Linked DNA regions of Homo sapiens: region 2 is linked to region 1. A link is a loop called in an ENCODE intact Hi-C map of the cell type or tissue named here. Cell type or tissue: Caco-2. All regions are shown on one strand. Each heading gives the region's core, and the rest is flanking DNA. Links, peaks and the distances in the headings are about the cores only.

What was found. Hi-C counts contacts between places; a loop is a spot of excess contacts. Peaks named below come from ENCODE experiments on the same cell type or tissue, not always from the same donor. Only the 100,000 strongest peaks of a DNase experiment are listed, where the experiment ranks them.
Region 2: it touches region 1 in a loop (4-fold over the local background); 4 of 110 quality-filtered maps call a loop at or near these places.

Annotation. Positions count from the first base shown.
Region 1 is chr1:183,940,854-183,951,519 of GRCh38, reverse strand. It overlaps COLGALT2 (collagen beta(1-O)galactosyltransferase 2), which reads left to right. Exons shown (of 12, transcript NM_015101.4): 8 at 407-513; 9 at 5,956-6,088; 10 at 7,197-7,324. Among named protein-coding and RNA genes, the nearest start is that of COLGALT2, 92 kb to the left of the region's middle. RefSeq lists enhancers at 5,035-5,877, 5,878-6,720. In Caco-2, for the core only: no CTCF peak of the experiment used is centred there; a DNase peak (open chromatin) is centred at 5,899.
Region 2 is chr1:183,990,409-184,001,694 of GRCh38, reverse strand. All of the region lies in intron 1 of COLGALT2 (collagen beta(1-O)galactosyltransferase 2), which reads left to right. Among named protein-coding and RNA genes, the nearest start is that of COLGALT2, 42 kb to the left of the region's middle. In Caco-2, for the core only: no CTCF peak of the experiment used is centred there; DNase peaks (open chromatin) are centred at 5,054 and 5,504.

The sequences.
Region 1 (10,666 bases), core at 2,433-10,432:
TGACTTTGTATCTTGCAACTTTACTGAAGCTGTTTATCAATTCTAATGGTTTTTTGGTGGCATCTTTAGGTTTTTCTAAACATAGGATCGTATTGTCCTTTGACCTCTTAAAGAGTAGTTTTTTAAACTTTCCTATTTCAAGAGAAGGGAGAACATATTTATCAATGAACATCAGAAAAACAAAGAGAGTTAAGTCACTACGAAGAGTTGAGTTTTGAAAATAATTCAGTTTGAATTAGTATCATTTACCTTAAACACTGATGTGAGATAGAAATGAATTTTCACGACAGTTCTTCCTATCTTTTCCACTCCTTCTTCTATCTAAAACATTTACTAAACTTTTCAAACAGCCTAAAAGAAGACTTGAGTAATTTATGTGTCTTTTCCCTTTTCCTTCTTGCATTAGATTTTCATGATAAACCTCAAACGCAGAAAGGACAGGCGGGACCGGATGCTGCGCACACTGTATGAACAGGAGATTGAGGTCAAGATTGTCGAGGCTGTGGATGGAAAGTGAGTTGGGTTTCTTCTCCCATTGCAGATGTGATTGGAGTGTGGATGTGTCTTCTCTGACAGAGAGTTAGTCCCAGGTGGGGCTCTAAGTCTCTTCGGTCATTAGAGGATAGTCTTATTTTCAAAACGGCCACCTGTAGTAGCATTTAAGTTAATTTCATCCTGTAGAGCAGGCCTGAAATCCACTCACCAGCCAGTGGTCTTTGGTCTTCATTACACTGAAGGCTCACATTGGATGTGATTGTCCCGTCTCTGGGGGTTCTTGCAACAGTTGTGGTGGTTTTCAGCCTTCTGTAGTGTAACAGAAGGAATGTGTTCAGAATTGTGTTCAGAGCTGAATTAGAGCATAAAGTGCTGAAACTTGGTCAATCTGAAGAAAATAGATGGAAAATGCATAAAGGTGTACATTTCCTGTTGCATGAGATGCCTGCCACAATCTGCCTGGACCGATCATAGTGGCCACTTTTCCTGGAAATATGGCAGGAAAGTAACACAGGGAACCTAGTTAGATCCCTTCTTTTTTTTTTTTTTTATTTTGTTCAGCTTTGCCCTTTTATTTGACACCCTAAACTATTTCAAGGCATAGATTTTTATAAAATGTGCCTTTCCATGTTATATGTTGGTTTAGAATATCAGTAGCTTTGTTTTCTATTTGCATAACTCCAACTAAGGAGTATGGCTAGCAGCTGTTGAAGTTTTTATGACTCCCTTAGAGAATCTCATCAGTGTTTCCCAAAGTGTGACCTGGACACTCACATCAGAGTCCCCACGGATGGTTAAGGGGACAGCTCCCTCAGTCCCATCTCAGACCTGCTGAATTATGCTCTCTGAGGCTGGACCCAGGATCTGCATTTAAGAAGCCTCAAGGTGATTCTTAGACAGGATTGCCCCATAAAATACTGGATAGCCAGTTAAATTTGTCCCAAACATCACATGGGGCTTGGTTATACTAAAAAATTATCCATTATTTATCTGAAACTTAAATTTGACTGAGTGTTTTGTGTTTTTCACTTCCTAAATCTGTCAGCCCTATTCTTGGGTGCAGTAGAGTTTAGGAACCACTGCTTCAAATACCTCCAAGAACACCAGTCCCATTCATAGACCACATGGACCAGGGAAACTAGTTGAGTAGTGAGAGTTCTTTATATATCCTGGATGCAAGTCCTTTATCAGATATGTAATTGTCAAATATTTTCTTTAACTTTATGCATTATTGATTGTCACAATTTCATGATGGTATACATTGAAGCAAAAGAGTTTTTCATTTTGATGAAATCCAATTTATTTTTTGTTCTTGTTGCTAGTAATTTTAGTGTCATACCTAAGAATCCATTGTCAATTTCAAAGCCATGAAGATTTACTTCATGAAATTTTCTTCTGAGAGTTCTACAGTTTTATCTATTACATTTAGGTATTTGATCTATGTTGAGTAAATTTTTGTATATGGCATGAGGCAGGGATCCATATTCATTCTTTTGCACATGGTTATCCATTTGTCCCTTCACCATTTGTTAAAAAGACTTTCGTTTCCCTCGTAGAATTGTCTTGGCACCATTGTAAAAAGCCAGTTGCCCATAAATGTAAGGATTTATTTCTGAACTCTCTATTTTATTTGATTGATCTATATGTCTATCCTTATGCCAGTACTATACCGTCTTGATGACTGTAGCTTTGTATTTAAGAAGTATGAGTCCTTCAATTTTGTTATTCTTTTTCGAGTTTGTCTCAGCTATTCTGGGTCCCTTACTTTTTCCATATGAATTTTAGAATTAGCTTGTCAAGTTCCACAAATAAAGAAAACGGCAGCTGGGATTTTGATAGGAATTGCATTGAGTCTGTAGATCAACTGGGAGAATATTTCCGTGTTAACAATATGAAGTCTTCTGATTCGTAATCATGGAATGTCTTTTTATTATTTAGATCTTCTTTAGTTCTTTGAATGATGTTTTGTCATTTTCAGTATACAAGTCTTGCATTTATTTTGTTAAATATACTCCTAAGTATTTTACTCTTTTGATGCTATGGTACATGGAACTATTTCCTTAGTTCTATTTTCAGATTGTTCATTGCTAAATGAATAAGAATACAATTGATTTTTGTATATTGATCCTGTATCCTGCAACCTTGCTGAACCCTTTTTATCAGTTCTAATAGTACTTTTTCCTTTGTGTGTGTATATTCCTTAGGATCTTCTACATACAAGACCATGTCACATGCAAGTAGAGATAGTGTTATATGTTCCTTTCAAACCTGGATACCATTTATTTCTTCTTCATGTCCAACTACCCTTGCTGGATCATCAAGTACAATGTTGAATAGAACTGTTGAGTGCAGTTTCTTGATTTGTTCCTGATCTTAGAGGGAAAGCATTCAGTCCGTCACTGCTAAGTATGATGTTAATTGTGGGTTTTTCACAGATGGCCTTTACTGGGTTGAGGAAGGTCCCTTTTAGTCCTATTTTGTTGAGTATTTTTATCATAAAAGGGTATTGGATTTTGTCAAATGGTTTGTCCGTGTCTATTAAGATGAACATGTGACTTTTGCCTGTTAATATGGTACGTTACTTTGATTGGTTTTCACATGTTAAACCAAACTTGCAACCCTGGGATAATCCTGGGACCCATTTGGTCATGCTGTATAATTCCTTTTATAAATTGCTGGATTCTCTTGCTAGTATTTGCTTGAAGATTTCCACATCTATATTAATAAGTGATATTGGTCTGCAGTTTTCTTATAATGTTTTTGGTTTTGTATCAAAATAATATTGGCTTCATAAAATCAGCTGGGATGTGTTCCCTCCTCCTCTTTTTTTTTGGAAGTTTGTGAAAGATTCGTGTTAACAATTTTTAAACATTTGGCAGAAACCCCTAGTGAAGCCATCTGGTTCTAGGCTTTTCTTTATGGAAATTTTTTTTATTACTAATTAAACTTCTTTTCTTGTTATTTATTTACTTTCTATTTCTTCTTGAGTCAATTTTGGTAGTTTGTACCTTCCTATCAATTTGTCCATTTCATCTAGGTTATCTAATTTGTTGCCATACAATTGTTCATAGTATTATCATATAATCTTTTTTACTTTCATAAGGTCAGTAGGAGTGACCCCTCTTTCATTCTTGACTTTAATAGTTTGAGTTTACTTTTTTTTAATTCATCAGTTTAGGCAAATAATTGTCAATTTTGTTGATCTTTTCAGAGGACTGACTTTTGGTTTTGTTGATTTTTCTCTATTGTTTTTCTATTCTCTAGTTCATTTATTTGTACTGTAACCTTTATTATTTTCTTCCTCCTGTTTGCTTTGGGTTTAATTTTCTCTTTATCTAGTTTCTTAAGATGGATGGGAGGATTATTATTTGAGATATTCTATTTTACTAGAGACATTTGCAGCTGTAACTATATCTCCAAGTACTATGTTAAGTGTATCGCATAAGTTTTGGTATGCTGTGTTTTCATTCATCTCAAAATATTTTCTAATTTCCCTTGCAATTTCTTCTTTGACCCATTGGTTAGGAGTGTATTGTTTAATTCCACATTTCTGAATTTCCCAAGTTTCCTTTGGTTATTGATTTTTAATTTCAAACCATTGAGGTTGGAGAACATACCTTGTGTGATTTCAATCCTTTTAAGTATACTGACACTTAATTTATGACCTATATGGTCTTTATGGTCTAAAAAATGGTATTTCTTAGAGAATGTTCTATGCACACTTGAAAGTGTGTATTTGGCTATTGTTGGGTGGAATGTTCTATAGATGTCTGCTAGGTCTGATTATTTTAAGATATTATTCAAGTCTTCTGTTTCCTTGTCTTCCTCCTGCCTAGTTCTATTATTGCAGGTGGGATATTGATGTCTTCCCCTATTATTGTTGAATTGTCTGTTTCTCCTTTCAATTCTTCCAGTTTCATGGTTCTGAGGTTCTGTTAGGTGCATATGTATTTATAATTGTTATGCCTTCCTGATGGATTGACCTTTTTTTTTTGAGATGGAGTCTTGCCCTGTCACCCAGGCTGCAGTGCAATGGCACGATCTTGGCTCACTGCAAGCTCCAGCTCCCAGATTCACACCATTCTCCTGCCTCAGCCTCCCAAGTAGCTGGGACTACAGGCACCCACCACCATGGCCGGCTAATTTTTTGTATTTTTAGTAGAGATGGGGTTTCACCGTGTTAGCCAGGATGGTCTCGATCTCCAGACCTTCTGATCTGCCCACCTCGGCCTCCCAAAGTCGTGGGATTACAGGCGTGAGCCACCACTCCCGGCCCAGATTAACCTTTTTATCATTAAAAAATGTCCTTCCTTGGCTCTAGCATGAATTTTGTCTGAGATTTATTTTGCCCAATATTAGCATAGCTCTGCCAGCTCTCTTGTCATTGCTGATTATATGGTATATCTTTTTCTATTCTTTTACTTTCAACCTATTTTTGTCTTTTAATCTAAAGGCTGCCTCTTATAGATACCACATGGTTGTATTAATTTTTAAAACTTACTATGCCAAATTCTTCCTTCATTGCAGTGTTTTATTCATTTGCCTTCACTACATTTTTTTCCAGATCCTTAAGGTCAGCCAGAGGTGAGAGACTAGGGACTTCTCAAGTTTTTCCTGGGCGTGTGGACAGCCCTGAATATGCCTGGGGCCTTCTAGATTCTCAGGGATATTTTGGAGCAAATCAAACTCCCTATGGACCTCTTATTCCTTGGTTTTTCCTTTTAAGTTTTTTGGTGGGCTTCTTGTTAGCATCAGCTGATAATGCTTCTCAAACAGCTGTAATGTTAAACAGTTGTTGCTCATGGGTTTTGACAAATGACCTGCAGATAGTGCTGTTCACAGAAAATGAACTCTGAGTCAGGTCAAATCAAGACAAGCTCTGAGAATGTAGCTTTTCAAGGAGCTACTAGACAGGTTGAATAGAGATTATTTTCTGGGGGCAGGTCTTTAAGGGAGTCTCAGTCCATTTTGTCCCTGCCAGTGGCTTCTGGGTTGGTGGGGTTTGCCGCTCTCTTAGTTGTGAGGCTACTGGTTTTCAAGGCTTTTGTAGGGCTGGGGTGAACAGGTTAGGATTAGGGCAGCTGTGAACTTCACAAAGCTCACTGTGTTAACAGAGATTCAGCAGTAGGTCTTGATCAAACACTCCTTGGATTATTGCAGTACTTTAACTAATTTCCATAGGAGTGTACTTATTAAATCTTGTCAAAAAACTGATGATGCTTAGAACTATGTTGGGCACTATGAGGGATACACAAAAATATGATACCCTCTTGTCTTCCCAGACCTCATAATACTAGTGTGACACATTAGCCTGGAGGAACTTCTAAGGAATAAAGGGAAGCCTCTCTGTCTTTGTCTGTGTGGGGGAGGGGTGTTTGCAGAACTAACTCTCTCTTTCTCTGGCCTTTGTGGTGGGGACCTTTGACTTGTTAATCTCCAGACGTGTTTTATGTGATGCAGGGCACTCAACACAAGCCAGCTGAAGGCACTGAATATTGAAATGCTGCCTGGCTATCGAGATCCCTATTCCTCCAGGCCTCTAACAAGGGGTGAAATCGGCTGCTTTCTCAGCCACTACTCAGTCTGGAAAGAGGTAAATAATGCTTTATTCAGATTGCAGTTTTATGATGAGGAGAAAGGAAAGCAGGCTATCGTAGGTGAGTTAGGGCCAGATGTAAAGTGAGCCCGCAACTGTTCTGGAAATGTGCATGAGAGCTGCTCCTGCCTTGTGTCTCCCTCTGACCCAAGACCAGCAACAAAGGGGCAAGGAGGAGTAGCTTTGGTGCCACTTGGGGTGGTGACGGGGGAGACACCCATGTCCTGTGTGCCACACTCTTATTAATTCATTATCATCATTAGCAGGAATGCCTTCTATTATACCTATTATGACATCACTTATTAAGTGATTTTATACAAGAAATCACACAGAAGTCATGTGAGGTGGGTTGGGAAGGACAGACCACCTTTACCGAAGAAGAAATTATTAAGTAGCTTGACCCGGTAAGAAGTGGCAGAGCCAGAAGTGGAACCCCTGTCTTACAGATCAAGACATATCTGGAGCAGATATTGGTGTGTGGGGTTCCTGATAAACAGTCAGTTTCCACAACCAAAAAGAAAGTCCCTGAAGAAAGGCCCCTTGAACACTTTCTCTTTTAATGATCCAGTCTATGCCTGCCTTTGTTTTCTTTAAACTTTAAGTGAAATGTGATAAATAGGTATAAAAAGATATAGATCAAAAGATACAGCTCAGGGAAATTTCACAAACCAAACAACACACCCATGTTAATCAGTACACAGATCCAGAAGCAGGTAACCAGCATCCCACAAGCACCCCCCCACCCCGTACTGCCTTCTGGTCATCAGTCCCCAAGGGCAGTCACCATCCTGACTTCTAAAGGCATTGAATAGCTTTACCTTTGTTTGTACTTTCCCTTATATGAATGGAATCATGCAGTATGTGTACTCTCCTAACATGACATTTAGGAGATTCACCTATAACGTTGCGTTTAATTGTGATCATATATCCTCACTGCTGTGAATATTCCAAAGTTTATTATCTATTCTACTGTTGATGGCCATTTGCTTAGATTCCAGTTATGAATCTGTGCTACTAGACTCGTGACTTTTTAATACTTATTTATCTAATAAAAATTGGGTTTCAAACTTTTCATAGGGTATCTTCCTACTGATGACTTTTGCAGGTAATTGATCGAGAGCTAGAGAAGACTCTTGTAATTGAAGACGATGTGCGTTTTGAGCATCAGTTTAAGAAGAAGCTGATGAAGCTGATGGATAACATTGACCAGGCTCAGCTGGACTGGGAACTGATGTGAGTGACAAGATGATCTTACGAGAGGGCTCTGAGAGGCACTCAGTCCTTTCCAATGCGCAGAGAGCCCCACCTCCACAGCCAGTAGGAGATACAGCTTAAGCTTCCACTTATCTAGTTTTCTTTCCATAAATGTTCTCAGAAATAAAAATGGGTAGAGGTTAGCCACTGGATTTTGCATCCTTCTACTCTTCAGGGTGGGAAACTGTGGAAGATTGTCTGAGACCTGGAGTCGGCCTGCAGATCAGGGACCTTCAGACAGAACCAAGGTGTGGCACTGAGCACTTACTTAGGAGCACAGCAGAAATCCCACCCTCAATTAACGTGGCACATGGAGTGGGTGTGAAGCTGGAGAAGAGGCCATTTATTCAAGCTCTAAAGTCCTGTGTCATATTTAAGACTCAGCTCCCGGGACAGCAGGTTGCCTCTGCAGCTTCCGAGAAGGTGGGAGGTTAGAGGGTCAGCCAGGGAGCTCCTCTGTTGGGAAATGGGGCTGCACAAACATGAAGAACATGGACAACTAGATTTGGGGAAGGGTCTGAGGCTGATGCAGGAAAACCAGGCTCACCAAGGGAGTGCTGGCTCTGAGCTGACATTTAGTTAATGTTCTTTGTCTACTCTCTGGGAATTGAGTGGCTTCTGCTTTTTTCTTCCCTTCCCTTTCATTTTTCCTTCCCTTCCCTTTCATTTTTCCTCTCCCTCTCTCCCTTCCTCTTTCCTTTTTCTTCTTCCTCCTCTGCCTCCTCCTTTCTCTCTCTCATTTTCTTTTTAAAACAAATGACACTTTCAATTTCTCTCCAATGAAGCAGAAAGTTCCCAAGCATTGTGTTTGCTCCCAGCTGTGTGTCAAAGGCAATTCATCAACTCTGAGCCTGCTTCTTTGGAGCAGCTGCAGCAGAGGAGCTGTCCCTGCTTCTCCCACCCACAGGCGGTATTTAACTGTGGGCCCAGGTGGAATACTTGTTCCCTCAGAAAATGGGCCACTCTGAGCTCAGAAGAAACCTAGCAATGGCTCAACTAATGCGTCACTGTGTAATAAGACACCTATGCCCTGTCAGATTTCAGTCATGTGGTCATGTGGTTTGGTTTGGCATTCTGCACAGTCCCTTGAGATCACTGTTTCTTCCTATATCCTCCAGAAGTCGCTGCACTTCAGCCTTTCTCAATGGATGGCTCCGCAGCCTGTGGTTAAGGCCTCACAGGCCTGGAAGCTACTTGATGTCCACGTGACTTGTATAAAGGCAACTTCACTTAAGCCTCATAATCACAGAAGACTGAGCCCAGAGAATCTAAGGTTTAGAGCTGGCATACGTTCCCGTTCACATGTAGTTCGGTGGGTGCATTTCTCAGGACAAAGTACCGACAGATGCAAGAAGGAAGAACAGTTGTCTTGATAAGGATACAGGAAAAAAATGTTTTCTAAATTTCACAGGTTGATCAAGTCAAAATATCCCCTTAAAATCTATTATATAGTCTTAAAGAACTGTAACAGTTTTAAATTGTACCTGTTATTTTCTAAAACAAAAAAGAAACAAATGTTACTTAAACCTAAAACATGAAAGGTAATAAGCTGTTCATGATTGCCACATTACATCTTTCCAGGAAAAGAAAATAATAAAAGGGAAGAATAGAACAAGTCATTGGAATCATTGAGGGAGTGTTGTTCAATAGAAATATAATGCAAGCCACATATGTCATTTTCAGTTTTCTAGTAATCACATTAAAAAGGTAAAAATAAATTAGACTAAATTAGTTTTAATACATTTTATTTAACAAAAATATCCAAACAGTATCATCATTTTGGTATGTAATTAATATTTTAAAACCATTAATGACATAGTTTACCTTCTTTTTTTTTTTGTACCAACTCTTCAAAATCTGGTATGTATTTTACACTTAGAACACCTCTCAATCCAGAAGCTAAATTTTCAGCTGTTTAAGTAAACTGGGCTGGGCGCAGTGGCTCACGCCTGTAATCCCAGCACTTTGGGAGGCCGAGGCGGGTGGATCACGAGGTCAGGAGATCGAGACCATCCTGGCTAACACGGTGAAACCACGTCTCTAGTAAAAATACAAAAAATTAGCCGGGCATGGTGGCGGGCTCCTGTAGTCCCAGCTACTCAGGAGGCTGAGGCAGGAGACTGGCATGAACCCAGGAGGCGGAGCTTACAGTGAGCTCAGATTGCACCACTGCACTCCAGCCTGGGCGACAGAGCAAGGCTCCATAAAAAAAAAAAAAAAGTAAACTGTCGTCCTACCAAAACAATGAACTTGTTTCATGGAAAAAATATATATATTTCACACAGCTTCAACATTTAAAATTAAATTAATTAAAGTTAGAGCATTAACTCAGCACCTCTATCACTCTAGTTCCTCTCAAGTGCTCGATAAGAGTTTCCCTTCCACTGGATGAGACACGAGAGAAGCTCAGACTCCGTAATCTGAAGAGAGAGTGGCTGGGGATATATGTTTGTTGTTCTCAGAAGAACTGAAGATTGAACATAGACTTGTTCTACAAATCCTGGGATGCTTTCACAAGGGGGAATCCCTTGAATGTTGAAAGAGATTGTTTTAGGGCAAAATAGAGGAAGTACTGCTTTACCTGGCAGGCAAGAAGGAGGCAACTCCTCAGGTTGCTCCAGTCAAGCCCAAATCAATAGGTTCCGGACAAAAGTAATGGAGCACAGATCCATGGGTAGACTAGGGAAGATGGGAGTGGCCAAAGGTGCATCCTGTGTTGTAGAAGTTGTTCACGGAGGACGGAAGGTGCCTGGGGGGCCTTTCTCAGAGCAGCATGTCTGGGAGGAAGCCTGGCCACAGCTGGACGAGTGTGAGGCAGGAGAATGCCTGTCAGGAGCTGTCATTCATCCTCCCCAAAAGGAACCCCTTAGGGCCACTCTTGGGTTCCCAGAACCTTCACTGCAGACTGACTCTTTCCCCCAGCTTATTTGGTCCTGTGTTTCCCACCAGCACTCGGAGTGCTGTGCAGAAGGCATCCAAGGCTGACACTCTGGGGACCTGAAGACAGCAGCCTCAGGATTCTCCCATCTGGCCTTTTTTTGTGCCTTTCCAACCTCTGTAAACACAGCTGGAAGCCCCATCCCATCTTTAAGAAATGATCTGAAAGATCTTTTAATCTTACGACATCTTACTTTCCGTCTTGAAAACCGTCCACTAGGCAGGAATAGTGGGGGTGTTGATAAATGGAGCTAGCAAAATGGCCCCAGTGATGGCAGATGGCAGTCCTGACTGGCGATTGGATCCACTTTTGGATGTGATACATCATTTAATGACAGACAGAGTCAGTCCAGGATTTCAGAGGTATCTATGTAAACCAAAGCT
Region 2 (11,286 bases), core at 1,064-9,063, 52 kb before region 1:
CTGGGGAAAATTTGATTATCTGCATATATGAAAATGTGAAATTGGGATATATTAGTCATCTCTAGAAATGAAAGAAAATGATGCTTTAAGTACATCATAAGAACAAAGTAACAAACTGGAAAATAGAGTTAAAAAATTATACTGCATGCAGTATATAAAGTCAAAAAGATGGAAACTATGAAAGAGAGGTTTAGACATATGGAAGAAAACATGAGAAGCTTTAATATATGCTTGTTGGAATTCCAGAAGTATATTTTTAAAAGATTGAGGGATAGACAGTACTTGGACATAATATGGGTAAGAATTTTCCAAAATCTATAAAAGATACCAATCTTCAGATCCAGATTCCAATGAATCTCAAGCAGAATAAATAAAAAGAAAGCCACAACTTGATGCATCATAGTTAAGCTGAAAAATATTTATTTTATTTTTTTTAAAAAAGTAGAAGACCTTTAAAACAGCAGAGAGAAAGGATAGATTACCAAAAAAGAACAACATAGTACAGGAGACTTTTCAAGAGCAAATATCAAAGCCAGAATAACATCTTTAAAGGACTGAAATAGGCCTGGCGTGGTGGCTCACGCCTGTAATCCCAGCACTTCGGGAGGCCGAGGCAGACGGATCACGAGGTCAGGAGACCGAGAACATCCTGGCTAACACAGTGAAACCCCGTCTCTACTAAAAAGAAATACAAAAAATTAGCCAGGCGTGGTGGCGGGCGCCTGTAGTCCCAGATACTCGGGAGGCTGAGGCAGGAGAATGGCGTGAACCCGGGAGGCAGAGCTTGCAGTGAGCCGAGATCGCTCCACTGCACTCCAGCCTGGGCGACAGAGCGAGACTCAGTCTCAAAAAAAAAAAAAAAAAAAAAATGGGGGGCTGAAATACACTGTCCTCTTAGAATTGTACACCTAGCAACACTTCCTTTCAATAAGGAGAGTCAATTGGAGACATTTTCAGATAAACAAAAATTGAGATAATTTACTAGTAGGTAAAGAATCACCTAAATCCATGTACTTCAGGGAAAAGGTAAATAATAAAGACTTAAGATGCAGAAATCTATGATGAACAAAGAAAATGTTAAACACGTGGGTGGATCTTAAATTAATTGACTTTATAAAATGAGAACAATACTGTGCAATTTAAGGGATTACAAAATCAAGATAAAACTAAAATATGACGTAACAATATTTCATTTGGGATGGGGGTGACTATAGTTAAATCATTCTAAGTTCCTTGTATTGATTTGGAGAGGGTAACATTTTTATTAAATTTAAACTTTGTCAAGTTAGATATACACATCTTATTTTTATGATAGCCGTTAACTACTGAGGGAGAAACATAAAATGAGAGGAAAACATCTCAATCAATCAATCAATAAGTTAAGAAAAGAAAAATTGAAAAAAAGTACCACCACTGCAGAACATATTTTCTTCTCTGACACACATGGACCTTTTACAAAAAATAGACACATAGAGGCCAAAAAACGAGACTGAAAAGTTGAAAGGAATTGGCATCATATCACATTCTCAGAATATATCACAACCAGACGGAAACCAAAAGCAAAATAACTCAAAAATTGCCATGATTTGGAAAATAAAAGTCACAATTATAAATAAGTCAAGGATCAAGGAAGAAATAATAATGGAAATTTAGAAGGCCTTGACTTTTATTTTACTAAATAAGCTAAGAGGTGAACTTAAGACATTTGCGGGTAAAAAAACAGAATAAACCCAAGGAGACAAGGAAGAAAATAATGCATATAAAGACAGAAATTAATGAAATAGAAACTGAAGATATCAAAGAGGACTAATAATCCAATATATGGTTCTATGAAAAGAACAATAAAATAAAATCCTGGTAAGACTGGTCATACAAACAGTATAAAGGATGAAAAGGAGAATACATAAATAATGATGTAACTAATATTGAGAATATAAGAATGCTATAAATACATTTATACTAATAAATTTGAGAAATTAGGTAAAATATTTAAAATTCTGAGAGAAATACATATAACAGTCTGACTCATGAAGAAAGAAATCCTGCACGTTTTTATAAACATTGAAGAAATTGAGTCAGTAGTTTAAAATCTTCCCCCAAAGAAACCATTAGGCCCAGAAGATTTTATAGGCTTTATATATTATTTCATGAAAAGATCATTCCAACATTATATATACTCATTGAGTGATTAGAAAAGCAGGGAATACTTTTTCCAATTTATTTCGTGAGGTTAACATAACGTAATACTAAAATCATATGAGGACCGTATAATAAAAGAAAATACTACCTAATTTTACCCATATACATAAATGTAAAAATCCTAAGCAAAGTACTAATAAACCAAATCCGACAACATAGCAAAAAGATACTGCATTGAGTTGAGTTTACACCAGGAATGGAAAGTTAGCTCAACATTAGAGAATCTACAGATGCATTTTATCATATCGACAAATTAACGGGAAAAAGCCATATGTTCATCTCAATAGATGCAAAAAGTGTTTTATTTCAGCAATCATTCGAAACAAAACTCTCACCAAGAAAATTTTCTCAACCCAATAAATGCTACCCACAAAACAAAACAATAAGAAAAGCCAAACACCAAAGCAGACTGTAACAAATATCATATTTGATGGTGAAATGCTATAAATAAAGGAAGTAAAAGGTTAAAAATTAGAAAGGAAGAAGTAAAGCAATCATTATGTATGTATGTAGATATGATTATCTACAGAGAAAATGCAATAGAATTTGCAGATAAATTATACAAATTGGTAGAAAAATATAGCAGAATTCACATATGAAAGTCAACTGCATTTCTGTTAGATACCAACTGAGTATCTAACAGATACTCATTTATTTAAAAATATTATTTATAGTAGAAACCAAAAATGTAAGGTACCTAAGAATAAATCTAACAAAAATAATATCTTTATGAAAAAATTCTGAAACTTTATTAAAAACATTAAGGAAGGCCAAAATAAATGTGGAGACATAGATGTACATGGAAAGGAAAAATTGATAAAGATAATGATTCTCTCCAGACGATTAATTTAATGCAATTCTAATAAAAATCCCAAGAGGATTGTTCATGCACTCTGAGATGCTGATTATAAGATTTATTTGAAAGAACAAAGGACCAAGAATACTCAAGTCATTCAAAAAGCAAAACAATAAGATGAGGGGACTTTCTATCAAAAGACATCCTAAAAATAGTGGACAAACAACCCATAAAGTGGGAAATCATTTTTGCAACCAACAGAGGAATAGTATTGAGAATCAACCAACCGACAGAGAAATAATGTAGAGAATCAACGAAGAACTCATGAATAAAAGAGAAAAATCAAAGAACCTAACAGAAAAATGGGCAAAAATACAAACAGGTTTCACAAAAGAGGAAGCACATGAATGACCATAAATATATGAAACATTCCACCACCTGATAAGTAATAAGGAGATGCAGATAAATACCACAATAATGTATCGTTTCTCAGCAGCCAGGTTGGCAAAAATTTTAAAATCTGACAACATTCTAAGCATTGCTGGGAATATATATGCAATAGACACTTGCATATACTGCTCCTGGGACTATCAATTGGTGCAACTACTTTGAAGACAATTTGGCATTCCCTAGTAAAGTTGAACATATTCAGACCTATGACAGATCCAGGAATGCCACTCCTAAATGCACTATTGTTCATATACAGCAGGGGATACGTGCAACAAAGGTCATAGCAGCATTGTTTGTAATTGCAAAAATCTGGAAATATGCTAAATGTCCACTGACAGTCAAATAGATCACTAAATTATAGTATAATAATACAGTGAGGTATTACAGCATTGGCAGTGAATTTATCAACTACAGATAAAAGTATCAACATGTGTAAGTTTTAAGTCAGTGTTAAGCCTACAGAAAACACATGTAACATGAATCTATTTATATAAAGTTCAAAAACAGCCTAAAGTATAGTTTGTTTGGGGTTATATACATATGTAGTGAAACTATAAAGCAAGCTTGTCCAACCCACGGCCCATGGGCCACATGCAGCCCAGGACGGTTTTGAATGCAGCCCAACACAAATTTGTAAACTTTCTTGAAACATTATGAGGTTGTTTTTGCAATTTTTTTATAGCTCATCAGCTATCGTTAGTGTTAATGTATTTTATGTGTAGCCCAAGACAATTCTTCTTCTTCCAGTGTGGCCCAGGGAAGCCAAGAGATTGGACACCTCTGCTATAAAAAATACTAAGGGAATTAATAACCAAAAATTCAGACTAGAGATTATTGGCCGAGAAGGAAGAGGAGTAACTAGGGAAGGCACAAAGCGGACTTCAAAGAAATCTACTTCTTAAGCTAGGTGGTATGTACAAGGGTTCATTTATCATTCTCTTAAACGTCTATATAATCTTACATGGTAAAATTTATAGTAAGACATATAACAATTTATAATGTCTTACTATACAGAATACTGTGGGGGGAATCTTTTTTATTTTATGTTTATCTTCACAACAACTCCGTTAAGCAAAATGTGGTTTTTTTCTACAGAAAATGAACTTGAGAAGTAAATTGATTTACTTGAAATTCCATGCTAGGTTGATGGTGGGCTTGTGGCCAGACCTTAAGCCTCTTGTTCTATAGAGCTTTTTACACTGCCTGCCCCTGATCCACGCCATGAATTTGTTTATTCATTTATTCATTTGTCCATTCACTCATTCACCTCATGTGTATTGACCCCCTTCCTGACTCAGGCACTATACCATCGAAATTCTTTCGATAAGCTCAAAAATGTAAAAAAGCCTAAGTAGTTAATATTTTGATTGCCTGAGTGGCAGTGCCCTCTGGGTGCATATTCACCCCATTTATAATAGGTCATTTCCTCAACCCATGTAGTATTTACTTTCTTAGAGTCTTGGACACCTGCTGTATGTCCAGACCTTCAGTTTCTGTCAGTAGGTATTTCTCACTTGAGAGAGAACTGCAGGCTTCTCCAGTTAGCACCCTTGCCCTGTGTTTAGAGAAGGCCACTGCACTGAGGTTTTAAGGCAGATAAGCAGTGTCAGCTGACAGGTCCTCACCTCTAGGCAGGCCTTTGTTCACGAGGTGGGGAACTTAACAGAGCCTGCAGGAATGTCAAAACATTTACTTTTGTCTGAGGATAGATAACTTGGCAGAAAATACCCCTTTTCAGAGCTCCAGAGTCCAAAAAATGTTTTGAGCTAGGTCTCCTTATTGCATCTTCATGGAGTTTTCTGTCCATTTTGTCTTATCAGTCCTGAGTTTTAGATGTCTTTGTTCAGCACTGAAGCCCAATCACTGTCTACACCTTTAAATCGCCTTGTCTTTAGATGGGAATTCCAGCTTCTAAGGATTCTAAACATTATCACTTCAGCTTTCTGCCTTCTCTTTTTCATATAGATTTTCTTCTGTTAGCCTGAAGGGATCACAGGGTGATTTCCCTGAGGGTTTATCAGAGGTGCAGGGAAGGGGTGGGAGAAGCCTGTGCGCCTCCTCCCCAGCATGCGGGCCAGCTGTGGTCCAGTGCAGAGCTGTTTATTTCCTAACATTTATGGCCTGTCTTTCATGGGCCTGGCAGCGTACAAGGCATTGGAGGTCAAACCAGTTGGGACAAGACTAGAAAAGAATACTATAAGATTTAAAATACAAGAAACACAAGATTCGTTTACTTAGATAATTCAGGTAAAAGAGTTTAAAAGAACAGAGCTCAATAAGATTGAAAAGTTAAAAACACGTATTACAGTTGAGATTGAATATAAGGACAATAAATAAGGAGTAAAAAGGAGTAAAAATATAATAATAAAATGGGGTATACGTAATTTTTAAAGTAAAATGTAAGATTCAAAAGGAGAATAGGATAAGATGACAAATTAGAATACCCCATAAAAGTGCAATTAAAGGGATAAAGAAAGACAATAAACTTACATGTATTAAGGTAATTGGAATATTTTAAGTAAATTGGGATATTAAAGGGAAAAAAATGTGAAGAAAAACCAAAGGTTTCCTTAGAAAAACAAATAGTCAAACCAAAAAAAGAAAAAAAAAATACACACCCGCTGGAAGCAAACATACAAGGTAGTATACAAGAAGCCCTTGAGCGCTTGCTAGCCTGACGTGGCTCTGGCTTCCGGAGGCTGCGCCTCCACTGGCAGAATGTCCTGCTTGAAGAACTCTCTGGAAGCTGCCTAGGGATTTCTCCTGTTCCTCTCCCTCCAGCCACTGCTCACTCAAGAGGATGTTTATTTTACTGAGTTTGACACGTTTGTTGTATTCCACTTTGCTAAGGTTTTAAGATTTTTGTTCATCTATGTTCAGACATGACTATATGTGTTTTGAACTGTTCATTATAGGTTTGGAGTTCAAAAATCACTTTTGCCAGTGGTTAGATTTTTTAAAAATGTTTGGTTGTTTGGGAGATTTTTTTCTCTCAATCAGGGCCAAATGCCTTTTATTGGATTATAGCACTTATTTCTTTCACTGATGAAGTACTTACATTTGCAATTTTCTTGCTACAAGTTTGGAAATTTTATGTATTCAGAAATGACTATTGATATGTATTCATGTTATTGTTTTTCTTCTCTTTGTTTTTTTTCTAATGTTTATTCTTTTCATAGGTGATTTCTTAGTCTTTACAACAATGCAAATGTGGAAACTAAGGCTTATAGAGATGTTAAGTAATTTAGCCAGGATTAAATAGCTGAAGGGTTTCAAAAGTCACTTCACCATACCGCCTTCTGGATAAAATCTAATTTATCTATAGGCAGTATAGTCAAATACATTTGGCTTTATTTTCTATTTTTAAAAAATCTGACTAGATATAGGATCCTTGATTTTATGCCAGGTATTTTGTTATTACTCCCCATAAGACCTTACCAAAAAGAAATCTCTTCATTCCTTGCTTTTGAAAATTCACCTTTAATTTGCAGGTTAAGGCCAGGCGCAGTGGCTCACACCTGTAATCCAGCACTTTGGGAGGCCAAGGCGGGCGGATTACCTGAGGTCAGGAGTTTGAGACCAGCCTGGCCAACGTGGTGAAACCCCGTCTCTACTAAAAATACAAAAATTGGCCGGGCATGGTGGCACGCCCCAGTAATCCGAGCTATTCGGGAGGCTGAGGCAGGAGAATCGCTTGAACCTGGAAGGCGGAGGTTGCAGTGAGCTGAGATCACACCACTGCACTCCAGCCTGGGTGACAGAGCAAGACTCTGTCTCAAATAATAATAATAATTTGCAGGGTTAATTAGGCTTGAATCGTGGATCCATTACTTACTAGCTTTGTAACTATTTTCTCATCCATAAGATACGGAGAATACCTACTTCCTAGGATGTTGTAAGAATTAAAGGAGAGGCCAGGTGCGGTGGCTCATGCCTGTAATCCCAGCACTTTGGGAGGCCGAGGTGGGTGGATCACGAGGTCAGGAGATCAAGACCATTCTGGCTCACACGGTGAAACCCTGTCTCTACCAAAAATACAAAAAATTAGTAGAGTGTGGTGGCGGGTGCCTGTAGTCCCAGCTACTTGGGAGGCTGAGGCAGGAGAATGGTGTGAACCCGGGAGCTGGAGTTTGCAGTGAGCCGAGATCACACCACTGCACTCCAGCCTGGGTGACAGAGCAAGACTCTGTCTCAAAAAAAAAAAAAAAAAAAAAAAAAAAAAAGAATTACAAGAGAAAATGAGTGTGACTTATTTTACTGAATCCTTGTCTTGAGTGCTACCTTGTACCAAAAGGCTTCTCTTCTGTCTTCATACACATAACAGTCCTGATGAAAGTTTTGGTTCCTTTTGGATCCTCTGCTGAAGAAACTTGGGTCAGTGAGTTCAAATCTAGCTCTGGTAATGCCTAATTCCCTCTCTAAACATCAGGATGTGGGAATGAAAATAAGAATTTTAACAGCGACATGTTCTGAAATAATTTACAGAGGCAATTGAAAAATTAGGAAATTCTGGGGACATGAACTTTGAATGTTGGACATTGTTGGCTTCCTTCACATGGCACCTCCAAAAGAACATGGTGGCAGCTAGAGACTAAAGTATGCCTTAGACATGGCCTGACCTGGGGCTGGGGAAGGAAGGGTGTTCAGAGCTGCCCTTTGGTCTACTTGTTCCTCAGGGAGTCATTGGGTCCTTTTTTGGGTCTGAAAGGGAGGTTGCAGCCTTCTCCCTGCATTGGCTGGAGCTGGACTCTGTTTATAATGGTGCATACCAAATCCTCTTGCTGGATTTCTAATTTGGCTTAAAAGACACACCCCAATGAAAGCCAGAAAGAATTACTCACCTGTTGCCATATTTACCATCTACCACAATTATATTTGCTTGAACCTCTGTCCTGGCCAGATATTTCCTGGGTGCTGCCTTCAAAGCAACTGATTGCATTCCCCACTTCCTCTTAGATAAGTTACTGGGCTCCCCTGGAGCCTTCAGCAGCTTAATACCAAACAGCATCTGATTCCTTCCTGTTTCCAGAGCCCACATGAAAGTCAAACTTTCCAGATATGGATTATGAAAGAGAGAGGAAGTACCCCAAAAGTCATTTTGTCTTCTTTATCTGATTGTGTATTTCATTTTTACTGGTGAAAAATACATGTTTTAAATATTTAGAGTTTTCTTGTAAAAAGTGAGGATGGCATTTTTGCATCTAGTTATTCATTTAGCAACCCTTTACCCAGTGCTGATGCCAGGCACTGTCCTGGGCTTGAGGATACAGTGATGAGCAAAGACAGACATATCCCTGCCCTCATGGAGCTTATAAACCATTAGAGGAGAAATACATTATTGAGTACCATAGAAATAAATGTAGAATTACAACTCTGATAAGTACTAGAAAGAAGAGATACATGATCCCAAAAACCATATAACTGGGGGATTTTACCCATTTGGGGAGGTTGGGGAAGGCTTGAGCACCTTGGAAGTCTAGAGCCCAGTATCCGTGTCCTACCTTCCAAAGTCACCAGATGAAATCTGGAGCAAGCTTTTAAAAAGCTAGTGCATCAGGCATCCTTTCAACTGATAACTCTATTCACAGCAAGAGCAAAGATTCTTAAACCTATCTGTCAGAGACCAGATAAACAACTTGACTGAAAGTTTTGAGCAATATTAAAGAGGACAGTCAATCAATCATCATTAGGTGCCATTCATTCTTTAAGACATCATTGAAAATTATGAGTGCTTCATTGACTATATTTCTGAGGCATGAAGATGGCTCATGACCCATGGGGACTCTAAGCTGACTTAAATGATCTGTGGTCGCAGCAGTTTTACTGATAACGTGAAGCCTACTGATATACCTAGCACTTTGAAGACAAAGTTAGAATTTACCCTCTACTATCTTTAAAAGTATTTCCTTCTGTTTTAAACTTCACTCCAAAGGACAGCTTCAAAATAAGCCTCTTAGAGTAGTGGTAGATGGGACATCATGAGTCCAGCTGTCTGACTTATGTCTGGCTCTAATTCTTACTACCTCTGAGACTTTGGACATGATGTGTCACCTCTCTGGACCTGATTTTCCTCCTCTGTATAATGGAGATAGTAAGAATACTACATCATAGGGTTGCTGTGAGGATTAAATGAGATGTTGCTAGAGTTCTAGGTCAATGCCTGGCCAGGAGTGAGCACTTAGCTGAGGTTTGCTCTCACTGCTCCCCTCTCTGCAGAAGAGCAGTGAGTAGTAAAGGCAACAGCAACACATCTATATGCTGTGTATTTATGCATGCTCCTCTCCCAGGAGCAAGTGACAAAGCCACACAGACCCTGGGAATGTTAGGAGCACACGGTGTTCCTTCCCTCTGACAGTAGTTTTCCAGAATAGAAATGGAAAAAAAAAAATACCATCAGAATAGCCTCCTGTTTGCCCTGACACTACGACTAAGTAAAATAACTCAAGACTCCTCAAAAATATGACTTGGGACTCTTCAATTTACTGTGGGTGTGAGTATAGTTTATGAACATGTATCTAACACCTGCCAAACTGTAGTCTCCTGCAACATTCCCCCACCACCGCCATGTGAAGGAACCACAAATGAAGTGATATGGGAAGACCAGACTGAAAATTTCTCAAAGCAGGTAAATTCAAAGCAAACATTTGTCTCTCCCTCCTGAAATGGCCAGGAGTGTTGTTCCTGGAACCAAGACAACAGGTATTGGATAACAGTGACTGACTGGGCTGACATTTTTTTTTAGTCAGGGCCAAGTTGTCATTCTGGGATACTCTGTGGGAAAACAGCTTTGAATTCAGTTTGTAAATTTATACTTTTTCTCTTTGTTCACATTTCTAGTCCAGCTTTCTCAATGGGGAAACAAATACTGTAGCAGAGAAAAGTGTGATGGCTTTTTAAAAAAATCAAAATGATTTATATGCATCTAATATTGTTCTATTACAGATTTGCTGCTGCTTTTCATTAAGTAATAGACCCTTAATAAATATAACCACTTTATTTTTGTTCGTGTCATTGATTTATACAAGCATTTATTTGTTCACTTAGTCATTCAACAAGCACATGTTAAGTGTTTACTTTGGACACATGATCTGGGAGGTACAAATGAAGTTATGAAGAAAATGGGTGGGAATGTTAGAAATCACACCTTTCGCAGAAAACCCAGACTATGTGGCAGCTGCACCTGCGGATGGAATTGGAACTGAATAAAATAGGCCAGCACATGATGTATATTTTGAACATTTCCTCTGAGGAATCAAAGAATAAATGCATGCTCATGCTAACAGCAATACCTGTCACAATCTGGAAAAACACATAATTTCAGAGAATTATAAACCAGTTTATTTTTTAAAGGAGGGCAAGATGCTAGGGACCCAGGAAAGGGGGTCACCCCTCTTCACTGTGTCCTGTGCCTACCCTATCCCTGACAATTGCATCAGCCCTAACACCTTACAGCCATCTCGCCCTCTTGGCTTGTAAGTCCTAGCCCAACAAATTTACGTGGAGTTCCACAAACACATCAGACTCTTTCATCCCTTTCTGCCTCCACATATGTTGTTCCTTTTTCTGGAACATTCTTCTTTCTACCTTCCCTTAATGTCTGCTCAATCTTCAAATCCCAATTCAAGCCTCTGATCCTTTGAGAAGCCTCTCGTGGCCCTTCCCACACCTTTCTAGCCACTCCCTCCTCCCTGGCACTTGGAGACCTTGTCATATATCCATCGTCAACAATGTCATACCAAATTACAGTTATTTATTTACACATCTGTATTTCCTGTCCATCTGTGAGAAACTGGGTGCATCTTGATGTGAATGACAAGGTGTTGCTTTCCAGCAAGTGCCAC